Linked DNA regions of Homo sapiens: region 2 is linked to region 1. Evidence: read pairs that join two places in POLR2A ChIA-PET (ENCODE). Cell type or tissue: PC-9. All regions are shown on one strand. Links, peaks and the distances in the headings refer to the core of each region. The heading gives the core; the rest is flanking DNA.

Region 1 (7,864 bases), core at 1,599-6,598:
CAGTAGGAAAAAGAAAAGGGGAGAAAAAAGGCTTTCCTAAAAATTTGCAAAGACCATTTCTGTTTATCCCCAGTTGGCCAGGCCTTAGATACATATCTATACCTTGCTACAAAGGATGCTGGGAAATATAGTCCTTTCAGGATGGCAGTTTCTTCCCTTAAAGATTGGGAGTTTTATCATTATGGAAGAAAGGACAAGCAAATATTGGAGGACAAGGGGCAATTAGCAGTCTTTGCCAGTGGATTTGAGGTTTGGTCTGGCAGTCTGTTTAAAACGAGTGCCATGAGTGATTCTGAAATGTATCTAGGATTAAGAACTACCACAAAGACAATGGAGAGCCACTGAGTATTTTGGAGTGGATGAATGAATAAATATCACTTTAAAAAAAAAAGAGAGAAAGACTGCCGGGCCCGGTGGCTCACGCCTGTAATCCCAGCACTTTGGGGGGCCGAGGCGGGCGGATCACGAGGTCAGGAGATCGAGACCATCCTGGCTAACATGGTAAAAAATCCCGTCTCTACTAAAACTACAAACAAAAATTAGCCAGGCGTGGTCGTGGGTGCCTGTAGTCCCAGCTACTCCGGAGGCTGAGAGGCAGGAGAATGGCGTGAACCTGGGAGGCGGAGCTTGCAGTGAGCCGAGATCGTGCCACTGCACTCCAGCCTGGGCAACAGAACAAGACTCCGTCTCACAAAAAAAACAAAAAAAAACAAGGTAGTCTTGTTCATTCAGAATATATGGTTTTTACGTTTGTTTTGTTTTGTTTTATTGTTGTTGTTTTGAGACAGGTTTTTCTGTCACCCAGGATGGAGTGCAGTGGCACAATCAGAGCTCACTGCAGCCTTGATCTCCTGAGCTCAAACAGTCCTCGCACCTCAGTCTCCCAAGTAGCTGGGACTACAGGCATGAGCCACCATGCCTGGCCAGAACATGTGTTTTTAAAAGGAGGAATGAGAGGTTGAGAGACATGTTAGGAAACAACTGTGAAAGTATTCAAATAAGGCTGGGTGAGCTGGCTCATGCCTATAATCCTAGCACTTAGGGAAGCTGAGATGGGAGGATTACTTGAGTCCAGGAGTTCAAGACCAACCTGGCCAACATAGGAGACCCTATCTCTTCAGAAAAACAAAAAAACTAGCCAGGCATGGTGGCACATGCCTGGGTCCTAGCTACTTGGGAGGCTGAGATGGGAGGATTGCTTGTACCTGGGGAGTTGAGGCTGCAATGAGCTGTGATCATGCCACTGCACTCTAGCCTTTGTGACAGAGCAAGACCCTGTCAAAAAAAAAAAAAAAATTAAAATATGATAGAATAAGAAGTGAAGCCTAAGACAACAGAAAAGAACTATTTAAAAAATGATTGCGGGGCCAGGCGTGGTGGCTCACACCTGTAATCCCAGCACTTTGGGAGGCTGAGGTGGGCAGATCACCTGAAGTCAAGAGTTTGAGACCAGCCTGGCCAACATGGTGAAACCCTGTCTCTACTAAAACTACAAAAATTAGCCGGACCTGGTGGTGCACACCTGTAATCCCAGCTACTCGGGAGGCTGAGATAGAAGAATTGGTTGACCCCAGGAGGCGGAGGTTGCAATCAGCCAAGATTGCGCCACTGCACTCCAGCCTGTGAACAGAGCGAGACTTTGCCTCAAAAAAAAAAAAAAAAAAAAAAGATTGCAAATGGAAGCAAAGATGCATGAGGATTAAAACACTGCAATCTTCAATGCTTGAACAACTAAAATAGGAGAAGCAGCATGTTTATGAAAGGAAAGGGGACACTTGCTGTTAGAGAATGTTGAGCCAAGGATGAAAGGGGAATATTCAGAGAGAAACATCCAGGAGGCAGGTGGTGACGTGGAGCTGGAAATTCCAATAAGAAGCTGGCATAGGTTTTGGGCTGTCCTTAGAGAGGTGACGGGAGAAAGCATGAGAAGAGATACATGAATATATCACGTGGACAATGGAAGCAAGTGAAGACCTGTATATGTAATTAATACTTGCTTTTTAAAATTTTTTTTTAATTTTAAATTTTTGTTTATTCTTTTTAAATAAAGATAGGGTTTCGCCATGTTGCCCAGGCTGGTTTTGAACTCCTGGGCTCAAGCAATCTGCCCGCCTCAGCCTCCCAAAGTGTTGGGATTATAGGTGTGAGCCACTGCATGCAGCCAATACTTGAATTGAGTTTGGGGTGGTACAGGAAGAGCTGGGAAGAACTGGAGTGAGCCACTGGCTTCAGGGGGGATGCTCAGGTTTTAGTGAGGAATGAGGTCCATCTGCAGACTCCTCTTCAGACTGCCACTCATGCTCAGGGGTCAGATCCTCCCTCCACTTGGGGTTTCTCACATAATCAGTCAAATGGGAAACTGGAGAATTGCTTGGAAAATATCCCCATCTGTGTCTCTGCTCTGAGCCTCCTGTTACTGGTAAAATGGCATGCAGGGAAAAGGATCGATTCTTTCTGTTGACTGGCTTAGAGTGGTCCTGCTATGAGTCAAGGGGAAAGGTGTGAGGGTATTTACCAAGATATCCTCCTGGGAGCCCTCTGATGTTACAGTCACCTGGCCTTTCTGTAAATGGCCTTTTTAAAACTATTTCTCTCAGCCTATAGGACTTGCCCATTAAGTCAGGGCAAGTATAAAGTAGAATTGTAAAAATAAATGCAAATAATATTTTCCAGCCTCTACTTGCTTTGAGGATCCAGATTTAAAATAATACTGGCTGGGTGTGGTGGCTCATGCCTGTAATCCTAGCACTTTGGGAGGCCGAAGTGGATAGATCACCTGAAGTCGGGAGTTCAAGACCAGCCTGGCCAACATGGTGAAACCCTGTCTCTACTAAAAATACAAAAATTAGCCGGGTGTAGTGGCGCATCCCTGTAATCCCAGCTACTCGGGAGACTGAGGAAGCAGAATCGCTTGAATCTGGGAGGTGGAGGTTGCAGTGAGCCAAGATCGTACCACTGCATTCCAGCCTGCGTGACATCTCAAAAATAAATAAAAATAATACCAATACATTCTTTATCTATTAGAGATGACAAGCCTGGGTACGGTGGCTCACATCTGTAATTCTAGCGCTTTGGGTGGCCAAAAGAGGTGGATCTCTTGAGCCCAGGAGTTCAAGACAAGCCTGAGAAATACAGAGACCCCTGTCTCTACAAAAAATACAAAAATTTGCCAGGTATGGTGGTATATGTCTGTAGTTCTAGCTACTTGGGAGGCTGAGGAGGGAGGATCACTTGAGCCTGGGAGGTGGAGGTTGCAGTAAGCCAAGATGGTGTCACTGCACTCCAACCTGGCTGACAGAGCGAGACGCTGTTTCAAAAATAAAACAAACAAACAAACAAACAACAACAAAAAGAAACAACAAAATGTTCTTAACCTACCATACCTTTATGCTTCTAGTTCTTTTGAGACTGAATTCTTTATAGAGACACATGATTGCTAAAACCAGTGTTTGGGTATCCTGTAATTCCCCAGATCTCTGGGTTTGGTCGATACAGAATAACACTGTTCAATATGGCAGCCACTAGCCAGTGGTTACTGAGTACTTGAAATGCGGCTGCTCTGACTTGAGATATGTATGTTGTAAATGGAGAACACACAGAACTGTACATCTTGAAGGCTTAATAAGTGTAGTAGACAGACTCTAAAATGACTCTCAATAATTTCTGCCTTCCGGTATTCACACCTCTGTGGAATCTCCTTCCCCTGAGTGTGGGCAGGAACAGTGATTTGCTTCTAATCAGTAGAATATGACAAAGATGATGGGATGCCACTTTCGTGATTATGTTACATATGATTGTAGCTTCCATCTTGTTGGAAAAAATGATTATGTTACATATGATTGTAGCTTCCATCTTGTTAGAAAAGTTTCTCGTTTTAAAAAAACATTTTTTAAAATGTTTACATTTTATTTTTATTTATTATTATTTTTTTTGTTTTGAGATGGAGTCTCATTCTGTCACCCGGGCTGGAGTGCAGTGGTGCGAGCTTGGCTCACTGCAACCTCCACCTCCTGGGTTCAAGTGATTCTTCTGCCTTAGCATTCCGAGTAGCTGGGATTACAAGCGCCCACCACTACGCCCAGCTAATTTTTTGTATTTTTAGTAGAGACGGGGTTTCATCATGTTGGCCAGGTTGGTCTCGAACTCCTGACCTCGTGATTCACCCCAAACTCCTGACCTCGTGATTCGCCCCCCTCTTGGCCTCCCAAAGTGCTGGGATTATAGGTGTCAGCCACTGTGCCTAGCCTTTTTTTTTTTTCTTTTTCTTTTTTTTTTTTTTTGAGACAGGGTCTTACTCTGTCCCCCAGACTGGAGTACAGTAGCATGATTTCAGTTCATTGCAACCTCTGCCTCCTGGGTTGAAGTGATCTTCCCATCTCAGCCCCCACAGTAGCTGAGACTACAGGCATGTGCCACCATGCCTGCCAATTTTTTTTTTTTTTTTTTTGAGACAGAGTTTTACTCTTGTTGCCCAGGCTGGAGTGCAATGGCACGATCTCAGCTCACCACAACCTCCGCCTCCTGGGTTGAAGCGATTCTGCTGACTCAGCCTCCTGAGGCTGAGTCTTTTTTAATATTGATGACTTGTTGAAATAATATTTTTAATATTTGAGTTAAATACAATATTTTATCAGACTTAATTTTATCTATTTCTTTTTACTTTTTTATGTGGTTACTAGAAAATTTAAAATTTACTTATTTATTTATTTTTGAGATGGAGTCTTGCTCTGTTGCCCAGGCTGGAGTGCAATGGCACCATCTTGGCTCACTGCAACCTCCACCACCCGGGTTCAAGCGATTCTCCTGTCTCAGCCTCCTGAGTAGCTGGGATTACAGGCACCCACCACCAAGCCTGGCTAATTTTTTTTATTTTTAATTTTTTTTTGTAGAGACAGGGTTTTACCATGTTGCCCAGGCTGGTCTGTAACTCCTGAGCTCAGGTGATTTGCCCACCTCAGCCTCCCAATGTGGTGGGATTACAGGCATGAGGCACGGTGCCCGGCTGAAAACTTAAAATGTAAAATCTTTGGTTTGCATTGTATTTCTATTGGCAATACTGGTATAGATCTCCAAGGAGACAAGAATTTCATGTAGCTTATATAGCTCAGCATACTAAAGGGAGTTGGCAATCACATCCTTAACATCACCCTCTCACTTACTAGGGCATGCTGTGCAAACAGAAAACACTCTACCACTTCTGGAAAAGAATGTTTCACTCTTTTTTAAGTTCGGTGAAGCTGCTGTATAATTTTTTTGCCCAAAGGTGAAATCTGCAGTCTTCTTACTTTTGAATACTGCCTTTAGGGTTTAATTGTTTCAAATTAACAGCAGGTGGCAGATGCAATTAAAGGGAAAAACACAATCGCAAATTAAGCATGATATTTTGAATTTCCTTATTTGCTACGGCAGCCACACATTCAGGGAATAAATGCTAATTATTTTGAATTATTTGTTTATGCATTGTCATATGTTTGCCTTTTACTGATTAATGCTCCACAACTTACGTTAAATCCTTTGTGGCTAATTAATAAAGCTGTAGTGGCATGACTAGCGACTCTGAACTCTAGAGGACTCTTTCACACAGGACACCATTACCCCAGTCCCATGGGAATTGCTGCTGTCCAAAGCAATTGATGCTAATGTAGGTTGCTACAACCCTCCAGTGTGTTAGGACAGAAAAAAGTGTAGAGAATAACTTTAATGGAGACATGTGGGTGCTCAGGGAAGGGTAACTAGTTGTTGCACCTTTAAATTTAAACCAGTATTTTAAAATATTTGTACCTTTCATTATTTATTTATTTATTTATCTTTTCGAGATGGAGTCTCACTCTATCACCCAGGCTGGAGTGCAGTGACGCAATCTCGGCTCACTGCAACCGCTGCCTTTTGGGTTCAAGCGATTGTCCTGCCTCAGCCTTTGGAGTAGCTGGGATTATAGGTGCACACCACCAAGCCTGGCTAATTTTTGTATTTTTAGTAGAGACAGGGTTTCACCATGTTGGCTAGGCTGGTCTGGAACTCCTGATCTCAGGTGATCTGCCCACCTTGGCCTCCCAAAGTGCTGGGATTACAGGCGTAAGCCACCACGCCTTGCCTGTACCTTTCTTTAGAGGAGAGTTTGAGAAGTTTAGAGAAGAGTGAGGAACTTCCAGCAGCAACGCCACTCAATATCTTCTCTATTGTCTCAAGCAATTTAGCCAGCAAAACAAAACAAATAACAAAACAATACTGTTTGATATTACTGCATCCAAGTACTTTCCCAAGTGTGTATCAAACATTCCTTCACACCACATATAGAATTCTCAAGAAAGAAGAATTTTAAAGAAAATATTGTCTTCATCTTATTTATAGTGGTGCTTTCGGGCCCCTTGGAGATTGGCACACTGGGCACTATTTGGCAGTCCTCACCCTTAATTTGACTCTGGACAGTCAGATGTGCAAGATCCTCACTCAGATGAATCTCTCATGAACACATTTCTTTCTTTCTTTTTTTTTTTTTTGAGATGGAGTTTTGCTCCTGTTGCCCAGGCTGGAGTGCAATGGCACAATCTTGGCTCACTGCAACCTCCACTTCCCAGGTTAAGGCGATTCTCCTGCCTCAGCCTTCCAAGTCGCTGGGATCACAGGCATGAGCCAGTGCACCTGGCTAATTTTGTATTTTTAGTAGAGATGGGGTTTTACCATGTTGGCCAGGCTGGTCTTGAACTCCTGACCTCAGGTGATCCACCTGCCTCAGCCTCCCAAAGTGCTAGGATTACAGGCGTGAGCCACTGTGCCCGGCCACGTTTCTCTTTTCTTTTCATTTACTTATTTTTATTCTTTTCTTTTTTCCCTCCCAGCTAGTGGATTTCAAACATTTTTTTTTCTTTTCTATTTTTTTTTTTTTGAGACAGAGTCTCGCTCTGTTGCCCAGGCTGGAGTGCAGTGGCGCAATCTCAGCTCACTGCAAGCTCCGCCTCCTGGGTTCACACCATTCTCCTGCCTCAGCCTCCCGAGTAGCTGGGACTACAGGCGCCCACCACCAAACCCGGCTAATTTTTTGTATTTTTAGTAGGGATGGGGTTTCACAGTGTTAGCCAGGATGGTCTCGATCTCCTGACCTCGTGATCCGCCCGCCTTGGCCTCCCAAAGTGCTGGGATTACAGGCATGAGCCGCCATGCCTGGCCTTTCTTTTCTATTTTAATATTAGGTTCAGGGGATAGGTGGGCAGGTTTGTTACTTGGGTAAACTGCTTGTTGCTGAGGATTGGCATACAAATTATCCTGTCACCAAGGTAGGGAGCATATTATCCCATAGGTAGCCTTCCAACCCCCACCCCTCCTCCTCCTCCTCCCTCAAGCCATCCCCAGTGTCCACTAACATGGGTTTTTGTTTTGTTTTTTGAGAAAGAGTCTCGCTCTGTTGCTCAGGCTGGAGTGCAGTTGTCCAATCATGGCTCACTGCAGCCTTGACCTCCTGGGTGCCAGTGATCCTCCTACATCAGCCTGTCAAGCAGCTGGGACTACAAGCACACAAGCACATTCCCCCACACTCGGCTAATTTTTTTTTTTTTTTGAGACGGAGTCTTGCTCTGTTGCCCAGGCTGGAGTGCAGTGGTGCGATCTCGGCTCACTGCAACCTCTGCCTCCTGGGTTCAAGTGATTCCACTGCCTCAGCCTCCTGAGTAGCTGGGACTACAGGTGTACACCACCACGCCAGGCTAATTTTTTGCATTTTAGTAGAGGCGGGGTTTCACTGTGTTGACTAGGATGGTCTCGATCTCCTGACCTTGTGATCCACCTGCCTCGGCTTCCCAAAGTGCTGGGATTGCAGGTGTGAGCCACCATGCCTGGCCACACTTGGCGAATTTATTATTATTATTAT
Region 2 (8,216 bases), core at 1,219-6,218, 520 kb after region 1:
TGAAGTAGACTGAATAAAACTATACTTAAAAACCCTGATGCATTGCTTCAGCTAAGCATGAAATTTTAGTCCCAGCAGAATTTTCCCCCACTAAACATCCTTTAAATGGATATTAACTATCTACTGAAAGCACAAAGCAAACGTAAGAACCACTTCCTTCATGTCTCTAAACTTCCTCTTCTGCCTCTAAACCTCCTCTTTCTGTACTTTTCTGTAGAACATTCCTCCTTAAAAGTATGTACCCCATACAGACTAAATATTTAATATATTTATCTTTAGTAAAATGCAAATAGGATGAAACAATGATTAAAACAACGTCATCTTTGTGGCTTTGGAATTACAATGGGACGAATACCAAAACACATCACCAAAACAGCTGAACTGATCTTGAAAAAGAAATGTTGGGTTCACATAATTATGCCTACAGCTCTGTATGCTAGGATGCCTTCCTAAATATTTTCTGGGGGTCCAATAATAATAACAATACCAAATACTTATGGTAGGTGGTATTTTAAGTACTTTACATGTAATAAACACATGTATCCTCACAATGACCTGATGAGGTAGATGAGTAAACTGAAGCACAGCAAGGTTTAGCAACTAGTCCAAGGTCACACAGCTATCAAGTGGCAGTGCTAGGATTTGAACCTGAGCAGATATGACTTTAAAATCTATGCTTTAAACCAATTTGCCATAGTCTTTCTTAGTCTTTTCCAAGGTGTGTGTGGTTCTACACTGGGAACTGGTCTTACTTCATGTCCCTCATGGGCAGTTCCTAAAAAGTTCACAAAAAGAATATGATCTATTGAATTATATCTATAAGCTAACCTATTTTTAATAGTGATTCATGGGGAGGAGGAATATAATTCACATACCAAATGACCGAATAACCTTGATACAAAATCAGCATTAAAAAAATCTCCACCTCAAGTTTCCCACAATTAATCATAGATAAGCCTATAGCTGTGTCATTCCTTAGTGTCATAGCTGCCAGGAAATTTAACCAAAGAGTATGAGTCAAAGTGTATTTAGAAATCTATTCCATTAAATGGTCTTTTGGTGTTAGATCTAACTTATATAATTATAGAATGTTAGAGCTGAAAAGGGCCTTGACGTTTATAGAATTTAATCTCCTTAAGTGAGGCTGTGAATGAGTTGCCCCAGATCCTAGAGCCAGTCAGAAGGATCATCCCGAGAACAAACTCACAGACTGTCCAGTGCCCAGTGCCTTTCTCCACCATGCTGCTCACCCCACCCGTGTGACATCTTCATATTAAAAATAACATGTTCTTGTTACCTGGGGCTAAAGACATGTCCCTGTGCTCTGTACGGACAAGGTTAAGATAATTATATTCCACAGGTTGAATTTTGGAAATATACTTTATCTACTTCCATATGAGTTAGGTGGGGCTTATCTTTCTTCATTTAGAGAAGTAACATCATCAAACACTAGGAGGACATGAAATATGAATGTGGTAAATGGTAAATGTGTATTACTTTTTATCCTACTTACACAGGTACTCATTTTCTATTCTATTCTGTCTCATCATCTATCATTTGTTCACAGTGGAAATTGTTGGTGATATCTCTGAAAACCACTAGACGGAGTTTTAAGTTCTGTGACAGAGGAAACGTGTATCTCTTTAAAATGTCAGATCCTTGGCCTCTTCTCTGGTCCATGAGCTCAGGAATCCCCTGGTCTGCCTGCCTCTTGTTTCCCTCTGCCAGTTCATCTAAACAAAGCCATTTGTTTGTTCTGTCCAAATCACAGATTTAATCCTACCATCTGTATCTCAGATACCTTCAGTGACTATCCACTTTCTTCAGGATAAAGCCCCGACTCTCAAAGCCTTAAACAGAGACAGCACTATATATCTTTCAAGTCATCCTGCTTTTATGTACCCGCACAGACCGTCCACTCTAACTAAATTAGTATGTTCACAGTTCCCCAAACACACGTAGTGCTTGCCTGTCTCTTTATCTTTGCCCACATGACTTTTCCTTCCCAAATATCACCTCATCTGCCTGTGACAATCCAACTCTGATTCACACAGCAAAGCCCAGCCCAGGAGCCCTCCCTGACTACCTAAGCTTACTGAAATCCTTCTCTTAAAGCATTTATCACTGGTAACACTGATTTCATATTTGCTGTTCTGTTTTAACTTTTTCGTGTACATTTGTCTTACCCTCCCATTCGGTTTATACATTCATTTAGAGCAAGGGACATTTCTTAGGCTAAAAATCTGCCCTCTGTGGCTCAAACACATAAATAAGTAAGTAAGTTTCAGTTAGCTGATTATTTAGTTATCCCTCTCCTCCCCCATATTCTCCTTGAAGATCTGGCATTTGAAACATTCGGGTGATTTTTATATATTTATTCTGAACACCTAAAAGTTTATGGAATATATCTTTAGGTAGAATCTTTCACCTATAATTCATGGTTAAATTCAAAGACAACGTTACAGAGTATTTATCAAAAGGTTAAAAGAATTAAGAAACTAGGAACATGTGAGTCCAATCTTTTTTGTTTTGTTTTTAAAAAATCTACCTGTTTTCCCCCAACATTGGTGGCAAAAGGGAAATAAGAACATAAGTGGAAGCTCACATACCATATGTTTAAATATTTTAAAATTTCAAATCAAGTTAACAAACTCAGTGTGTTCTAATTTCTCGCCTTTAAAAATTTACCTTCAGAATGAACTGAAACTCAGGTTTGCCTCCTTCTCTGCCCTCCCTTGTCTCCATTCCACACTACAAGTGACCTCCTACGCCTGCCCATGGACAACTCAGCTTGCACATCCAAGCTCTGGACACATTCCCTGCACACAGCCTCCCCTTGGTCACCTCTCTTGCCTAAGAGACACATCATCCTCTGCCCTCAGAGGGATAGACCGGAAGTACACATAGGCCTTTTAAAAGCGAAGACACTCTTGCGTGGATCTAAGGGAGATATTGAATCTACTCTTTTTCACTTCTTCATATAAATTACCATATTTAAAATACTAAATAAAAAGTAAAACCTTTATGACTTAAAAAATCAATTAAGCCTTTAAAAGAAGTTTCTTCTGAAAGCACATAAAAAGGAGAAACATAACTATACAAATATGCAGGTTATTATACACTATAACAATTCCCAACAAAATACTGATTATTATTATTATATTTTAGAGACCAGGTCTTTCTCTGTCATGCAAGCTGAGGTGTAAGCACATGATCATAGCTCACTGTAGCCTCGAACTCTTGGCTTCAAGCCATCCTCCCATCTCAGCCTCCTGAATAGCACACACCACCATGCCCAGCAAAATGCTGACATTTTAACAGCAAGATGGTTTATAGTAAAAACACACTGGCAAAAGTGTAACAGTCAGTGTTGACAATATCTGAACATACAGTTTTGTAAAAGGACTACAGATACATTGTGTAATCAACAAGATAGTTTCTTTTGTTTTTCCAATCCTACTCTAAGTTAGCTTCTGAGTCATAGTTTAGTTTGCCATAGTTTGGCAAATGTAGTCATATTCTCCAACCTAAGCAAGTAGTGTTCTTCTTATAAAGACATAATCATATGTAAACTCTATGCACTGGATTCCGGTGAGTAAGTAAATACATGTTTATCTCAGTTTATGTAGGACAAGTCTATTTCATGGTTAGCTCAGATGACAACAGACCAACATGTCTTGAAATTACATGTCCAGAAAATTATGTCATGTGCCACAGAAGTAAGAAAACAATTGAGAAAGAAGACTTACTCTTATCCTCATAGTTTAGAGTTGGCATTAAGAGTAGATCAGGAATATTACCGTATTTAAAATTCTTGCCATTCAAGAAAGGAATGGCAAAACAGATCATCTAGGTCAGTGGTTAACATCCCTGGGGCACAGAATATTGTTAGTGGCATTCTCTCTATAGTGTATAATGTCTTTTGCCCCCCTGTTGTCTCCTGTCTTTTTGATTCACTGTGTTGTGTCCATCGCCTGGTTCTCTCTTTAAGAGTATCACTGTTTCTAGGCCCTCTCAGCTGAGGGAGCAAGGAAATATATCTGTGTATACTAACCACTGTATAGACCAATATATCTCAATATTTCTATATGTAACTATCTGCATCTACATTAAATTAAACATGAGTTCATACCGATGCTAGAACTGGCTTTTAATCCAATTATGGAGTGATGTGGGATGAAAGAGTTGGGAAGGTAGAGAGGAAACAGGATTGCCCAGAAGTTGGTAGCTGTTGAAACTGGATGATGTGGAAAGTCAAGTGGAGTGGGGTGGTGGTTTATATTCTATTCTCTCTATTTTGTGTATGTTTTAAAGTTTCTATAATAATTAAGAAGAAAAAGAATAGTTAAAATTGGAGAGGGCATCTTGGCCTCACTCCAAGCCCATTTTATTCCTCCTTTATAGAACAATCTAATGAGCACTGTTAGCTAATTTCTAAACACAATACTAATCACAACCTCAAGATTTGAAAAGGTACGTGCTGACAAAAGTAAGAAATGACAGGTAACAAGAGAGAAACTTTAGAAAAAGCCTATTAAAAATAACACAGAAATGATAATTTACTGTAATAACAGAATATACTTTCTTTTTTTTTTTTTTTTAATTTTGAGACAGAGTCTTATTCTGTTGCCCAGCCTGGAGTGCAGTGGCACAATCTTGGCTCACTGTAGCCTCCACCTCCCAGGCTCAAGTGATTCTCTCACTTCAGCTTCCCGAGTAGCTGGGACTACAGGCACGTGCCACCACACCTGGCTAATTTTTTTTTTTTTTTAATATTTTGTGGAAATGAAGTTTCGCCTTGTTGGCCAGGCTGGTTTCAAACTCCTGGACTCAAGCAATCTGCCCGCCTTGGCCTTCCAAAGTGCTGGGATTACAGGCATGAGCCACTGTGCCTGGCCAGAATATACTTTTCAATAAGCTCTCAATAAACATTACTATAATTCCATAAAAAGCTTTTTCTATAATAATAATAATGATCATGAATCATCAAGAAAAAGCTAAAAAATGTTTAGTGTACTGTTTTTTAAAAAATAGAAAAATAAACAAACACATCTTTAGATAGTTTTTATTCAAAATGGTAAACATTTTAAAGTGTTTAACCTATCAAGATAAACACTATGTCATCTATAAAACTCAGTTGTTTTGAATAACTCATTTCCCAAGGTTCTAGACAGCCAAGTGTTATACTTTATCTATAGACATCCAATTCTCCAAAATATTTAATTTATATTTCCATGAAAAACATACACTTTGTGTTCATGAGAGTCTCAGATTTAACTTAGGAAAAAAATTCAACCAAATCAGTTCCTACTCTAATAGCTTTGTGAAGAAAAAATACTATATGAAATTTATTTTTCTAAATTCTACTTCTGATTAAAAACATAAAGCAGAAACAGTTTATATTTGCAAAAATTTTAATAGGATACTGTGATATTTTTCTCTCTGCAAAAGGGAAGCTAAAGCCATATTCATATGCATAACGCTCAGAGAGTAAGTATGTTTTGCTGAAAAATATATCTCAATCAGTGAAGTTTTTACTGGTCAGCTCAATCTGTTGAAAGAAATGTTTCCATAGTTACTATTAAACTTATCTCCCTAAATAAGACCAAAGATGAGAGATAGGGGGTAAAATATTCTATCTTTTCCTTTTTGTCTATAGTATGCCAATAAATAAGACTCTTAATTTTCTTCTTCTTTTTTTTTTTTTAACTGTCTGGCATAAAGAATGCTTAATAGAGCTAAAACACCCTTTGGAGTGGGGCTGGGGGGTAGGGGTGGGGAGGCCTGGAGAACTGACATAGCCCAGAGGCTGCCACGTCACTTCCAGGATGACCCACACTCCACCTGTCACCTTGTTGTTAGTGCTGCAGCCTGCTTGGGAGAGTAACTTGTACTTAAAAAATTGTACCAAGCACTGTCCTAAAAGTATTCTTCTTGGAGGGTAATGTTTCAGAAATTAATCCCCAGCCACTTCTTTACCCATCTGATACAGAAAGGCTTCTGGGCTCATTTGAATAATTTATAGAGGAGACTAAAATAGATATGATCCCGAATAGGAGAAACCAGACCAGCATTAGCTATCAGCAGACTAGGCAGCTGCCTCTGAAATGCTTGCAAAGAAGACCCACACATTGGTGTACATGTGCTCTATTTTCATAGATCTTCACATCCTTGTGCTGGAGTACTTCCTTTACAGATAAAACTTGTCTGCTCTTTTCTTCTGAGATTTACCAGGAGCATCCTGGAAGGGAAGGCCAAGTTGCATGGTCAGCCTGCAGACTAGAATCATTCTCAAGAAACCAAGCTTGGGTAGCCTTTCTAAAGACCAGAAATCATGCAATGAATTTCCCTTCCATTTCACCATGCCATCCTCCTCATTGAGCTCCACAGTCCATCTCCTCCAGCCCTCAAACATGCCAAACAGACAGCAGTCTCCTTTCATGTAGAAAATTACAAGGGTGGGGCTGAAATACTGCAAGAACAATGTGTATTTGGGTTATTTCCACTTGGTTGTCTTCAATGATGTATTGACTCCACAGTGCAAAAAACCCAAGTTCAGGCTAAGAGTCAGAAATTCCAGGATTCTTTATTGAGCCCAGCCACACACTGCTTAGAGTCTAGGCACCAACACCCTTGATTTTCCTTGTTTGCAAAGCAGGGATAATGATACCTAACTCAGGGGCTCATGTAATTAATGACTGTACAGTGCCAACTCTAAAGATGCTTCATGGTACAGGCAGGCAATGTGGCCCTTTAAGAGTGATACACATTAATTATACTGTGTTAGAGCACAGGGCATCTGTGTCAATTACTTTGAGAAAGGCGGTCTAAGTAGATCTGCCTTACTTCATTTTTATGATTATATACTTGCTTTTGTGTTCCTGCTCTAGACTCATCTTTTTATAGTGCAGAAGTATTTATATATATAATTTTTTTTTTGAGATGAAGCCTTGCTCTGTCACCCAGGCTGGAATGCAGTGGTGCAATATTGGCTCACTGCAATCTCCACCTCCTGTGTTCAAGCAATTCCCTGCCTCAGCCTCCCAAGTAGCTGGGATTACAGGCACCCGCCATCACGCCCGGCTAATTTTTAATTTATATTTCTTTTCCTCCTTAGGTATAGCCAATTTTTTGTCAGTCCAATGAAGGAATGGTAGGCTGAGGGTTGTTCGTTTTGTTTTGTTTTGAGACAAGGTCTCCCTTTGTTGCCCAGGCTGGAGTGCAGTGGCGTGAACACAGCTCATTGCACCCTTGACCTCCTGGGGTTCAAGGGATCTTCCCTCCTCAGCCTCCCAAAGTGTTGGGATTACAGGAGTGAGCTACCACACCTGGCTCTGAGAATTATTTTAAATTCTTCTGGGTGTGTCACAGAACCTTGTGTTTACCAGCTTATTGCTGGGCAGACTGGAGAGGAGTGACTGCACCTACACCTCGGGGACCAAAGGGAGGAGGGAAGCGCCCTGTCCCCGAGGAAAAGTCAGGACTTGGCCTGGCAGCCTGAATGCTCAGCAGAGACACTGCACTCCCCACCCTCTACTCTGTCGGCACAAGTGACAGCCCCATAGCATAAATGAGATCTCCTACTCCTCTGCCTATAACTCTTCCAGGCCTTCCCATCACACTGAGTCTTCATGGGCCTTGGGGCAGAGTTGTCAAAGCTGTTGGTTACAAAACTGCTTCCTAACAAAAATAATGACTTTCTGTTATGTAAGATAGCTACAAAGAAAGTTCTTTTTTTTTCTTTTAATGCCATTAAGTGGGGCAGTGGATGGGAAGATTGTGGCACAAGGGAACAAAACAGGTTTTGGACTTGACTGCCCAGGGATGGTTAATATCAACGATTACAAAACTGTAGAAAAGAGAAGCAATGTTCTCTATTTACTGTGTCAACTGAAATCAATAAATCAAACCAAATCAAAAAATTGAACAAACTCCTGAATACCTACTAAGTATTAAGTAGTCCTTGAGAAATAAAATCATTAAGGAAATTAAGTTGAAAATAAAAGGTACAGAGAAAACATTTCTTCATTCAAGAAATATTTACCAAGCACCTAATATGTGCCAGACATAGTAGTAGGAATGGGGATAAAGCAATGAACAAAAGAGACAAAAATCTCTGCTTTGTGGAATTTATATTGTAGAAGAGAAAGACAACAAGCAAGCAGGAAAACATCGTACAGTAATATGTACTCTGCAAATAACTCATGTAGGTTGAG

Evidence for each region. Peaks named below come from ENCODE experiments on the same cell type or tissue, not always from the same donor. Only the 100,000 strongest peaks of a DNase experiment are listed, where the experiment ranks them.
Region 2: POLR2A ChIA-PET joins it to region 1 with 7 read pairs; 3 of 35 experiments call an interaction of 5 or more read pairs at or near these places.

Annotation. Positions count from the first base shown.
Region 1 is chr6:106,986,617-106,994,480 of GRCh38, reverse strand. No RefSeq gene overlaps it. Among named protein-coding and RNA genes, the nearest start is that of CD24, 16 kb to the right of the region's middle. RefSeq lists a silencer at 2,940-3,041. In PC-9, for the core only: no CTCF peak of the experiment used is centred there; no DNase peak of the experiment used is centred there.
Region 2 is chr6:106,469,295-106,477,510 of GRCh38, reverse strand. All of the region lies in intron 2 of CRYBG1 (crystallin beta-gamma domain containing 1), which reads right to left. Among named protein-coding and RNA genes, the nearest start is that of CRYBG1, 110 kb to the right of the region's middle. In PC-9, for the core only: no CTCF peak of the experiment used is centred there; a DNase peak (open chromatin) is centred at 3,480; H3K27ac peaks cover 2,290 bases.